Linked DNA regions of Homo sapiens: regions 2, 3 and 4 are each linked to region 1. Evidence: chromatin contacts called from ENCODE Hi-C or POLR2A ChIA-PET data. All regions are on one chromosome and are shown on one strand. The core of a region is the stretch at or near the end of the contact, and the rest is flanking DNA. Distances in the headings are between cores, read along the strand shown. Region 1 holds the start of CCDC28A-AS1 (CCDC28A antisense RNA 1). Region 2 holds the start of ADAT2 (adenosine deaminase tRNA specific 2). Region 3 holds the start of TBPL1 (TATA-box binding protein like 1). Region 4 holds the start of AHI1 (Abelson helper integration site 1).

Region 1 (2,872 bases), core at 308-2,807:
ACATCCATCTATTTAAAAAATACCCTTCCGGCCGGGCTCACGCCTGTAATCCCAGCACTTTGGAAGGCCAAGGCGGGCGGATCACGAGGTCAGGAGATCGAGACCATCCTGGCTAACACGGTGAAACCCCGTCTCTACTAAAAATACAAAAAATTAGCCGGGAGTGGTGGCGGGCGCCTGTAGTCCCAGCTACTCAGGAGGCTGAGGCAGGACAATGGCATGAACCCGGGAGGCGGAGCTTGCCCTGAGCCGAGATGGTGCCACTGCGACAGAGCGAGACTCCGTCTCAAAAACAAAACAAAACAAAACAAAACAAAACAAAAAAACCCCTTCCATACTTTATTTGTGCATAGTGTTAAATTTTTCTTAACTTCATTATTTCATATATCATAAGATGAATTTATATGGCTATCTCTACCTCATCAGGTTGTAAATTGCCTTCTAGAAACATTAGGCCGTTTTTGGCATGCTGTGTTTAATTTAGGCATGCCATGACCATTCAAAAAGATTCAAACCCATTGCTGTCGCTTAAAATAATTATTTGATGAATTCAATAAATTTTTCTTTTTCCTTTTGCCTGGACTTAGTGCCACTGGCACTGGAATTTAAACCACTGAGCTTAAATTGGCTGACGCTAGACAATTACAACTGGAGCTACAATACTGCCAAAGAAGAGGCTTTCTGGGAAAGGCTCCAATGCCCAGTCTCTAATCCCAGATACCACTGGGTGTCAATCCACTTAAACCTTGGCTAACAATTTTTCTTTTAAGAAGCATTTTTTGTAACAGAACAATAATTCTGGTGTTGTTTCAACATGCAACACAAATTAAATGAGAGTTTGAAAGATGACTGAATAGAGACGATTAGTTCTCTGAAGAGGCAAGGATCTGTAAAAATGTATGATACGCATAAACACGCTGGCCTGAAATTTAACGATGCTAATACACACTTGGTGGTACAAGAAAAAAAAATCTAGGAAGTAAAGCAATGCAAATAAACCAGTGGTGGTCTAAACCACAATATTCTGCGGAGCCAGCACTCGCGATTTCCTCGTTTTTGGAAAATTACATCTGTCACAAGAGCACTGAAACCCTTCCTGTATATCAAACAGCAAAGAATGTTTTAGAGAAGGCATAATAAGTAAACTGCTCATAGTTACTTATTCACACAGTGGTTTTAAGTGCCAGGTCTTGCCTCCAAGCAGTACCACTGGGCATCCCTCTTGACATCACCTCATTCCCCTTCCCCAATCTACCGAAGCGATGACCCTTCACCGCCCAGTACCCAGCAGTGACCAGAGTGGTGGGAAGGGCCTAAAGGGGCAGGTTGCGGAGGTTCCTTTGCTTCCACTACATACCTGAAGAAGAAGGGTATTGGGGCCCCCTTCCGCAACCCGCAAAGACCCGACAGCCTCAGAAGCCACCGCCGCAGCCACAAGCAGAGCCCCGGTCACATCCCGGGACCCGCTCCTCCGCAGCTCCGTTTGTTTACGGAAGTGACGTAAGAGGTACAGCCTCCATGCCCCAAGCGGAAGCCCCGCCTTTTCCTGCTCCCCCAGTGTCGCTCTTGGCTCCGCCCTCGGCATTTCATTGCTTCCCCTGTCCTTCCTTTAGCTGTAACTCCGGCGGGCGTGTTGGGTGTGTCGTTTTAGGCTCTGTGACCCAGGAGCAAGACGCAATAAGCGGGTGCAGTGGAGGTAGAAACGGGAAATGCAGTACCCTTTCCGGAAGCTACTCCGCCCCTCGGTGAGTGTTAGATTCCCCCCCCGAACTACAATTCCCAGAATGCTGTTCGAGCATGCCCGAAGGCGGAACCAGAGTGTCGCCATGCAACTGTTCCTTGGTTGTTTCCGATTGGTTGCCCGGACTTCTCGCGGCTAAACTAATTTTGGCTCCAAGGCGGCGTGAAGAGTGTGATTCTGTTCAGCGACCGTGATTCTGTTCAGCGACCATGATGTTGAGCCCCTAATTGAGAGTCTGTTACCACTATTAATAGCTACTCTGTTCGGGCCCTACACATAACGGTGTATCTAAACCTCTCTACAATTTTATGGGTAGGTGTTATACTCTCTGTTTTACAAATGGGGAATTTGAGGCTCAGAAAGGCTAATTGATGCAGGTGTCTCTCTGTCGTCAAAGATAGTTCTACTTCCACTATACTTAAAGCCTCTGGAGAAGGAATTGCAGGCTGAGAGAAAGAGATCTATCTTAAATGAGGGAAGAAATGCACGTTTCATTGCCTGGTCTGGGTAGCCTTCCCGGTGTTGGAGTGGGAGGTGGGAAGGTTTTAGATTCACAGGTCCTTAGATTGAAGGGACTCTGGAGGAACACCACATAGCACCCCCCGCATTAGCTAATGGGGAAACCATATCTAGAGATTGTATCCATGCCAGAAAAGGCAGAGCAAAGACAACCCCAGTCTCTTGGCTTCTAGGATAGGATGTTCTTCCGCCACCCGCCATTTAAAAAAAAAAAACAAAACTATTGAAATGTTAAAAAAAAAAAGCACAGAATAAACAACGCACCCACTATCCAGAACGAACAGATTTATGAATGAAAGAAATGGAGCATTACAGATAAAGAAGGTGTTCCCTATTCTCAGTCCCATTCTACTACCACCCTCAGAGAGGCAACCAGGATCATGAATTTGATATGTATCTTGCCAATCTAGGTTTCTATATTTAAACTATTACTATGTATTATAAACAATATGTAGAATGGTTTGGGGCATTTGAAGTTTTACATGAATGCTATTATATTTTGTGTATTGATCTGCAACTTGATTTTTTCACCAAATTCTGTGTTTTTGAGAGCTATCCACATTGATAAATATAGCTAGACTTTATCAAATAGATTTGTCACAAATTATTTGG
Region 2 (2,897 bases), core at 58-2,557, 4.7 Mb before region 1:
ACTTTTGTAAACATAGCATGTAATAAGTGATGAGACTATTTCTCAAAAACTCAAGTTCTAACAAATTTCCTCTTTTATAGTTCCTAGATGTCCTTTTCATATAATTCACAAAACTTTTATTCCCTCCTTCAAATCCCTGAATATTATCACATGAGCATTGTATGAGGGAAAAGCGTCTCAAGATTTTTATCTTATCTGTTTCTAAATCTCCTCTGGGCCTGTGCAACTCAGTTATGTCAGCTAGATTACAATGATCCCAACCTTGAAGATCCTGAGGAAGATTGCACAACATCCCTCAAGCATTTTTCTTACTGCCATAGTTTGTATTCTAAAATGGCAGAAACAGAGCTAAAATATTGATTTGTTTTTCTTTATCTAATCCATATCTTTCAGTCCTTTAGGACAACTGCGCTGTTTTCAAAAATTCAAATCGACTTTAACCACCACCCGAAGTGCAGCCTATAGGTAACTTCCCTAGATTATTATTAAACTCCTGAGAAGGGTGAGAGCCAAAGTATCAAGAGTGCCAAGGAGAAATGCAGAATCTCACAGGAAAGCAGAATTTTTTTTAAAAAGTTCCTGTAAGAGAATGGTGCCTTGAAACAGAAACTTAAACTGTGATGAGTTCTCCAAAGGTCCGTGAGAAAAAAGGATAGGTGAGAAACAGAGTTAAGAGTCGGTGACAGGGCAAAGGGCACAGAGGCATTTCTCAACTGCAGAGATGGGAGAACCCTGGAGGTTGGCCACCTCCCTTTTCATCCCATGGTTGATCGAACTCCCTCTACATATCCCAGACTAGGATCGCCCGGCCTGTCCTTATTTTAGAAGAAGTCACCTCTCCCACCCCCTTCTCCCAATGCCCCCTTTCAAGCACGTTGTCACCCACCTCCAAGGACCGTGCCCAGGAAGATGCATTTCTTTTTGTGGCGTTTCAGAAAATTCCATACAGACCTCAGCATCTTTAGGCCCTAGGGGTGTGGGCTGACTAGGGGTGAGGGACTGCTTCACCAGGAAACTGTTTCTTCGTCACCTGGCCCAGATGACCCAGCAAGAGCGCCGTCGTCCCGTTCTGTGCTCTCCCGAAATCACAAACGTGACTTTCCGCAGAGACTGTCACCGGAGCGGCAAGGGGGCGTGGACTACAGCAAAGCAGCTACGCTTTCTGCCGCTGCCGCCGCGCAGCCGCCGCCGCTCACTGGTCCGACAAGCCCAGGTCCGTTCAGAAATAGCTCCCGAGTGCCTTTTCATTAGACTACCCCCGGAAACGGGGTCCCGGGCCCGCCGCGTTCCGCTGCCCGCGCTCCTCCTCTGCCGCGGGCTCTGTAGCTGAGTGGTGGCTGGGTATGGAGGCGAAGGCGGCACCCAAGCCAGCTGCAAGCGGCGCGTGCTCGGTGTCGGCAGAGGAGACCGAAAAGTGGATGGAGGAGGCGATGCACATGGTGAGGAGCCCGGGAGGTAGATGCTGCGGGGTGGGACCTTTCTCCAGCCCTCAACCCGACCCCGGCATTTGAGCAAACGTTCTTTCTCGTCACCATAATTTTTATGGCAGTCAGATGTTCTGGGTGAACAACTGGCTTTACTGCCTCGAAACTTTCTGTAGCCCATTCTCACAGTGGCTCTGGGCGAAGGAAGGGGAGGAAATACACAAATTATTTGTTTCATTGCGGTGGAGTATGCTGCAGACTTAACATTCTGTCGCCGGCTGGCACGTGCTGCCTCCCTTTCCTTTCTGTGGTCACACACTCTCCAATCTACAAAGTCACATTATTTGAGGTTTTGGCCCTTGGAACATGTCCAGCAGAAGGAAGGAAACTGAGAACGTTTCTGGTAGAGAGCAGTATGGAAACAAGTCCCTGTACAATCGGCGTCTCGCATTCATTCATTATTTCCTCTGCCCTTTTACTTCCTTCCCTCACTCCCTTCAGGACTGCGAAATAAAGGGGGCTTTCAACAGAATGCTGTGTGCTAGCGAGCTTCTTAACTGGGAAAAAAAGTTTGTTTGTAAATATATGTATTTACATTTTAATAACTACATACAGCCACGTGCCACACAATGACCTGTCGGTAAAGGTCGTTATCCTGGAGCATTAAATCTACTCACCTTAGCCCTATTGTCCCATCCAAGTACTAACCAGGCCTGACCCTGCTTAGCTTCCGAGATCGGGGGACATTCAGGGTGGTATGGAGGTAGACAACCCTAGTTTCTATGTAGACTTCTGGGCTAAACACTTTCGCTACCTTTTAGGTTGACCCTGGGCTAGCACATGTAAATACATTTACATACGTTTACAAACAAACTTTTATCCCAGTTAAGAAGCTCGCTAGCACTTTTCAGCTCCATTATAATCTTATAGGACCACATATACAGCGGTGGTGCTATAGGATTATAATGAAGCTGAAAAGTTCCTGTTGCCCAGTGACATGTAGCCCTCCTAACAAGTACTTTTTTTCCTTTAAGACCTTGAAGAAACTTGTATATGCTAAAACCCAAGAAGCAGCTGCCTCCTTAATCCTGTGTAGGAGGACGTAAACTATGGAATCACATCCCTAGGTGTTTATAATACAATTAAGAGACAAAAAATGTCAAAGCCAGAGAGGTCTAGAAATTCTTTGAAAACATCTACATGTTTAAAAAGATACAAAGTAGCATGGCCAGATGCAGTGGCTCATGCCTGTAATCCCAAAACTTTGGAAGGCAGAAGCAAGAGGATCTCTTGATCTCAAAAGTTGAAGAACAGCCTGGGCAACTTAGCCAGACCCCGTCACTACTAAATAAAAATTTAAAAATTAGTAGGGCATGGTGGCATGTGCCTGTAGTCCCAACTACTCAGGAGGCTGAGGAAGGTGGATTGCTTGAGCCTTGGGAGATTGAGGTCGCAGTGAGCCGTGTCTGTGCC
Region 3 (2,844 bases), core at 252-2,751, 4.8 Mb after region 1:
AACAAACAGAAGCTGTGGTTGACCTAATTGCTCCTATGATTTATCAATTTTATTTTCATCTTTAATCTTCAACTTTACATAAAGAACTTTGTATGTATATGTGGCCTTTTCATTGTGCTACAGGAAAACCTCATTTACTCACCCAAAATGATTTTGTAAAGTATAAAACCATTAAGCAGCTTGTGATGTAAGACTAAAGAGGTAACATAAACTGATATTTCACTGGGCATACCAAACTGTGAATAATCCTTTCAACCAGATAGTGCTAACAGTCACTTCTCAATAGGAAGGAACTGCCATTTTCTCAAAGAGACTGCGAAATTATGCCAGGATGGCTGAACCTTCTTATGTCTCTTTTTATATTTTCCCAGAGAATCCACATTGCTTACACACACACACGCAAACCTGCTCCCTTTTCTTAAGTCACAGTTTTAAGGCACTGTTCTAAACCCTAAATACAGAAGCTCATGCACTTACTGCCAGTGTCGCTTTGGAACTGCAGGTGACAGATGCAGTCAGAGAGCTCACAGATGTGGATTGACTGCAGTTTGAGTCTTATTGCAATGAGCACATTGACAGAGCCTGCAGATGCACATCTCGGCAGGAGAGATTTTCTTTTTAAGCCCTCATGCCCTATTAGATTTACTTTTAGGGCTTTTATTGGCTATTTTTATCACTTATCCCGACTCTCATCCCTGCTTAGCCCTACCCACAATTCATTTTCTCTTCTTCAGTTCTAGATCCTTCTCCATCAATCCTAATTTTGGTCAAAAATAATAATAAAATAAAGCGAGGCTGCCGGCATTGCCAGAATCAGAAACCGACGAAGCCGCTTTTTGGGAGCTATTAGAGAAGCCGCTGTAAGTTTTCTGAGAAGCAACGGACCCCTAGCATCTTTGCACGGTCCCTCTTCCCCTGGGTGATGGCTCCGAGACAGATGAGGAATCTCTTTTCCCCGTCTTTCCCAGTGGTGGCTTAAACGAAAGATAACCCTTCTTTTCTTATCCTACACCAGGCTCGGTAACGCTCCCAGGTACGGACGCCCCACCCCCAACCCGTTATCCCTAAAGAGATCCCCAAATATCGCCCGGTCCTCTTCAGAACTGAGCCCTCCCTCGGCCACCGGACCGGTTTCCCCCACCTCAGCGGCTGCCCTCCAGTCGCCCGCCCCCACACATCCCACCCCAAGTCTGGCCCGGGCTCCGCACATGCCCACCCCGCGCCCAGACGCCCCGCACCCGGTGCTCAGGCCGCTCAGCCGCCCGCGCTCCCTGTGCCCAGGGTCGCCTAGGGGGTTACCGTGGGAAGAGGGAGCGGTGGCTGAGGACGCGGCGGCAGCGCTGCTGCCGGTTGCGTCGGATGCGAAGGAGAAGCTGGAGGACAAGGATGAGGATGAGACGGGCGCGCTCCCCAGTCTCCATGGAACTCCCGCCCCGGCCCGTTGCTAGGAGCCCCCGAGGCTCGGACTCCGTCTTCCTTGCTTTGTTGTTCCGGGTGCGAGGCGGCCGCAGCTTCCCCGCGACAATAAATAGACTAGACGCTGGGGAGCATAGAGACAGTGCGCGAGGGCTAGAGCGCCGCCGGACAGGGCGCTCCTGGGTGCCTCGCTAGCCACTCATTTCCGGCTCTCACTGCTCCCGTCACTTTCCCCGTCCCCCGCCCCCACCCTTCCTTCCTCCTTCCTGGTCCCCAAATCAGGCCCCTCCTGCCCACCCGCTGGGCTCGGTGGGAGGTAAGAGGTGGGATGGGGGCGGCGCTAATGGGCATCGGACTAGACTTTTTTGTTTAAGAACCGCTTGAAAGGGTTCTGAAAACACCGTGTATCCTTTGTATATTTTTAGTTGATATCTAAACGTGTAGTAATTTCTGGCATACAGTCGAATATTTAGGTGGACTTTTTTGTCAAAACCGTAGAACTTTCTCATCAGCTCATTAAATTTATACAAAAGGTCCTCCCCACCCCCCATTATATAATTGCTAAAGCTAGTCCTTACCGTCCAGACGAGACTTGTTTTCTGCCTGAAAAAAGTCCTTCGCTTTTTCAGTCAAAATGAACCCGTTAATTTATGATGTCGCGATAAATTCCCCTAGTGAGATTCCTCACTAGGCGAATTGGAATCCTGGTCTTAGAGCGACCGGGGATGACAGATGACAGACGGAGGGAAGGAAGTGGGGAGAGATGGAGACACAAGGTGTGGCGAGACGGAGGGATAACGCAGGACCGTATGCCACTTCTGTCGCCTGTCCCACATTCCTTACTCTACGTGGGTTTGCGGTCGGGACTGTCCCTCGGGAACCGAGAGGCGGATCCAGGAAGGATGGGAGTGGGAGAGGGCGGATGCTGGCGAGGACTCAGGCAGCCCGGGATAGGAGGACCTCTAGGAACGGAGACCCTCCGCGGCTCTGCGCCCAAGTAGCCCTGCAGGGGCCGGGGGACCCCGGGGGCGCACAATGGCCCGTTTGAACCGTCGCCCTGGGGCCCGAGTGCGTCCTCGGGGTCCCTCGGGAGTGGCCTGAGAGGCGCTGCCCGCGGGAGCGAAAATCGCGTAACGGCCCTGAGGGCGCCACGCCACGCCACGCCACGCCACGCCGCGCGGAAGCCCCCGGCTCCCGGCCCCACGTTTCCCACTCTCAGGCCGGCATCGGCCTTTCCACCAGAGCTCGGCTGCAGTCAGAAGCCCCTGGCGTTAGTTGAGGTCAATGGCAGCCCTGATTTAATTATTAAAAGACCACGCCGAGCCGGGTTCATGGGTACCTGGCCTCTGATTGGTGGGAATCAGATGAAAAAAATGAAAATGCCACTGCCTTTTTAAAAGAGAAGACGTGGGCTGAATTCTTGGGGTT
Region 4 (2,700 bases), core at 22-2,521, 3.3 Mb after region 1:
GTCAGGGAGATGGAGAATCTTGTATCCTAGGCAAAGTAATCATTTTCTCTTACAGATTGCCTTTCAAAAATTTTCAGCAGGAGAGTGCCATTATCCGATTTACATTTTTAGTCAGGTCATTCTGATAGCAGTGTGGAGAATTTAAGAGTCAAACTGGAGTCAGAGAACTGGTAAAGGGCCCATCTGAGGAAGTTAAAAAGAGAGAATGGATATGCTTTGGCATAAGATGCATTTAGGATACTCTACTGTTCTTACTAAAACACTGGGAGGATTGTGGTGGCTTACAGCAAGATAGAAATCTAGGAGAGTATGTTTAGAACGGAAAGTTGAACAGCTCAGTTCGGTACGCATTGGATTAGTAATCTTTCTCGTTGCTTCCTCACAGGATTTAGGGAAGCACAAGACATATAGTTTGTAAGGTGTGGCAATGTCAGTAAGAATGGAAAAGCTGGCCTCCATAAACTCTTACTGTACAAATGAAGCAACAGCTTACAGCGGGTGGCTGTAGGTACAGGAAATGGCCTGTATTCACGAGTGTATTCACGAGTCCACGAGTAGCGCATCTAGTATTTTTCCAGCCCTGGTGACTCAGAGCTGAAGATGGCGCCTGTGGCAGAAATCAGAAAAGTGGGAGGGAGCATTAGGTGTAGAAAAGGATGGCGTTTTAACTTTTGTTTTGTTTTTCACACACAGGGAGATAGCTCTAAAGGAACAGTGGATAATTTTTTCTTAAAATTTTGTCTGTAGTACAACTTCATTTTCCACGCCTTAAAACCATGTTTTCTTTTGTGGGCGCGATCGCGTGGGGAGTGACAAATCTGTTTCTTTGCCTCATTCATTCATTTTCTTATTCTGGGCGGCTTCCATGACAGCCTCCCCAGTTTTCCTTTGCCCAGTCAGTTTTTCCCTGCGCTAGCTACAATTCTAAGGCGAAAAGAGCATTTTCGGAGGTGAGGGCGGGGAAAACTCAAGACTCTGTAGGGGCACCCGCGCATTTCCGGGTCCCTTACCGCTCCGAGTGGAGGAGACTGTTCCCGCTCGCGTGGCCGGGGAGGCGGGAGCCCCCTAAGTTCCCTGAAGCTCGCGCCCGCCTGCGGCCTGAGGGCCCCCGGGCAGGCGCCGCACGGCCCCTCCTCCTGGAAGAAGGCGGTGGAGGCGCGGGGACGGGGCCGCGGTCTTCGCCTAGAGCGCGGGACGCATCGGTCGCCATGGGAACGGCGGCGTAGGCAGGCGCTGACGTCAGCAGGCGGCGCGCTGTCCGCACTGCGGCACAGAGCCGCGGCTTGCTTTCAGGACACGGGTCGCTGGCGGGTTAGGTGGCTGCGTGGCCGCCTCACTTCGCGCACGCGCCGCTAGGCTGGGGGAGTTGATTTGCACTGCTCCGGGTGTCGGCTCCGGCGGGACGGGCGGTTCTGCGTACCCCTCTCCGTGAGTACATCATGGGTGCGCTGGTGGCGGGAGCGCGGGCCGGGGTGCTCGGCCTGCCCGGCCCTCTCCTGGGCGGCGTGTCGGGGCTGCTGGAGTCCGAGAGCGCGGAGGCTGATAGCGTAGTGACCGACGAGCGTGGGCCGGGTGTCCCGGGGGAATGCGATTTCTGAGAGTCCTCACCGTACTTTTGCGCTTCTTTCACTGGTCTCCGTGTCCCCGGAGAGTTGAGCATGGTGCTCTGATAGAGAATTCAATCTTTGCCTTTCCTACTCCCGATTCTTATTTAAATGCTTTTAAATCAGATGTGTACTGAGTGTGTTTATTTCCTTTTAGAGTGTCAACCTGGGGCTGAATCTTCAACCTGTCAAAGCCTTCTTAATTATGTCTGAGAAAAGGTGATCAATTTGTTATATTTATAAGAGCCAAATTATATTAATAGGGTTGTTTCGAGATGCATAAAAATAGAACAAAAATGTAGACCATTTAAGAATCCTTATCAAAGGTTGTGCTGCGTTTAGCATTCCTGTAAAAACATCTATTGTGAAAATAAAGCTTTCCCCTTTCTTTTGAGAAAGAGATGCCAACGATTTTTTCACCTGTTGCATTAACAGTTGCTGTTACTGCTTGGGCGTTAGGAGGAAGATTGCTTCTTATGAGTACTCTGGGAAATTTTTTAAAGAATGCTTGAAAGAAATTCAAATACCAAAAGTGTTTTTAAACCATACCTAGAATCTTGTTTATGAGGAATAATATTTATGAAGTTAGAATCTTGTTTACTTATGAAGAATCTTGTTGATTTATTCATTGAATTTTGTATACAGGATTTTTGTTTGTCTTTTTTTCCCTTGCGATAACATTTGGTTAAGGAGCGAATTATCAAGCCTCTCAGTTTTTTCTCCCAATGATATTGAGCCACATATTGGCTGATAATCAGGTTGTCTGTAAAATAAAATGAGATGAAATGTAATCCATTTAATTTTCCTGTGTAATATCTCTTAGACGCTCCTGTGAAAGGGTTTGTGAGGGAGAAGTTGTAAAATAATGGAATATATAAGAATCAGAGGTGTCTTTTAAAGTCCTATCTGATTTTTTGCAGAGGTTACTAATCAAATATTAGCCGTTAATTCTATCATGTTTGCTGTAGTACATATTAAGATTTAGAGATGGCTGAGCGCAGTGGGTCACGCCTGTAATCCTAGCACTTTGGGAGGCTAAAGTGGGTGGATCACTTGAGGTCAGGAGTTCAGTATCAGCCTGGCCAATGTTGGTGAA

The links. Hi-C counts contacts between places; a loop is a spot of excess contacts on that map. ChIA-PET counts read pairs that join two places held with the same protein, here RNA polymerase II (POLR2A). Pooled maps may share reads with other maps.
Region 2: a map of CD8-positive, alpha-beta T cell shows a loop between it and region 1 (8-fold over the local background). The contact joins the promoter of ADAT2 here to the promoter of CCDC28A-AS1 in region 1. A Hi-C loop is called at or near these places in 4 of 168 maps with a recorded cell type or tissue (CD4-positive, alpha-beta T cell, CD8-positive, alpha-beta T cell and naive thymus-derived CD4-positive, alpha-beta T cell), 1 of 37 single-sample maps with no recorded cell type and 11 of 50 pooled maps. POLR2A ChIA-PET finds 5 or more read pairs at or near these places in 1 of 52 experiments (naive thymus-derived CD4-positive, alpha-beta T cell).
Region 3: a loop to region 1 is called in a map of B cell, with 33 times the contacts of the local background. The contact joins the promoter of TBPL1 here to the promoter of CCDC28A-AS1 in region 1. A Hi-C loop is called at or near these places in 3 of 168 maps with a recorded cell type or tissue (B cell and CD8-positive, alpha-beta T cell), 1 of 37 single-sample maps with no recorded cell type and 9 of 50 pooled maps.
Region 4: a loop to region 1 is called in a map of CD4-positive, alpha-beta T cell, with 8 times the contacts of the local background. The contact joins the promoter of AHI1 here to the promoter of CCDC28A-AS1 in region 1. A Hi-C loop is called at or near these places in 1 of 168 maps with a recorded cell type or tissue (CD4-positive, alpha-beta T cell) and 8 of 50 pooled maps. POLR2A ChIA-PET finds 5 or more read pairs at or near these places in 1 of 52 experiments (T-cell).

Annotation. Positions count from the first base shown.
Region 1 is chr6:138,772,388-138,775,259 of GRCh38, reverse strand. It overlaps CCDC28A-AS1 (CCDC28A antisense RNA 1), which reads left to right and starts at 1,557. Exons shown (of 3, transcript NR_161205.1): 1 at 1,557-1,745. CCDC28A (coiled-coil domain containing 28A) reads right to left here and starts at 1,491. Exons shown (of 6, transcript NM_015439.3): 1 at 1,358-1,491. RefSeq lists enhancers at 1,179-1,238, 1,599-1,658, 1,679-1,728, 1,092-1,765, 1,766-2,440.
Region 2 is chr6:143,449,105-143,452,001 of GRCh38, reverse strand. ADAT2 (adenosine deaminase tRNA specific 2) reads left to right here and starts at 1,307. Exons shown (of 6, transcript NM_182503.3): 1 at 1,307-1,439. The coding sequence starts at 1,344. It overlaps PEX3 (peroxisomal biogenesis factor 3), which reads right to left and starts at 1,197. Exons shown (of 12, transcript NM_003630.3): 1 at 887-1,197. The coding sequence starts at 959. It also overlaps the pseudogene RNA5SP221. RefSeq lists enhancers at 1,357-1,516, 1,319-2,301 and silencers at 2,057-2,136, 2,197-2,276.
Region 3 is chr6:133,951,881-133,954,724 of GRCh38, reverse strand. TBPL1 (TATA-box binding protein like 1) reads right to left here and starts at 1,501. Exons shown (of 7, transcript NM_004865.4): 1 at 1,300-1,501. It overlaps LOC128092253 (umcharacterized LOC128092253), which reads right to left and starts at 1,421. Exons shown (of 2, transcript NM_001414965.1): 1 at 1,300-1,421. The coding sequence starts at 1,421. RefSeq lists a silencer at 2,394-2,503.
Region 4 is chr6:135,496,311-135,499,010 of GRCh38, reverse strand. It overlaps AHI1 (Abelson helper integration site 1), which reads left to right and starts at 1,271. Exons shown (of 29, transcript NM_001134831.2): 1 at 1,271-1,428; 2 at 1,762-1,823. AHI1-DT (AHI1 divergent transcript) reads right to left here and starts at 1,210. Exons shown (of 6, transcript NR_152842.1): 1 at 1,011-1,210; 2 at 494-607. RefSeq lists silencers at 931-1,150, 1,501-1,560.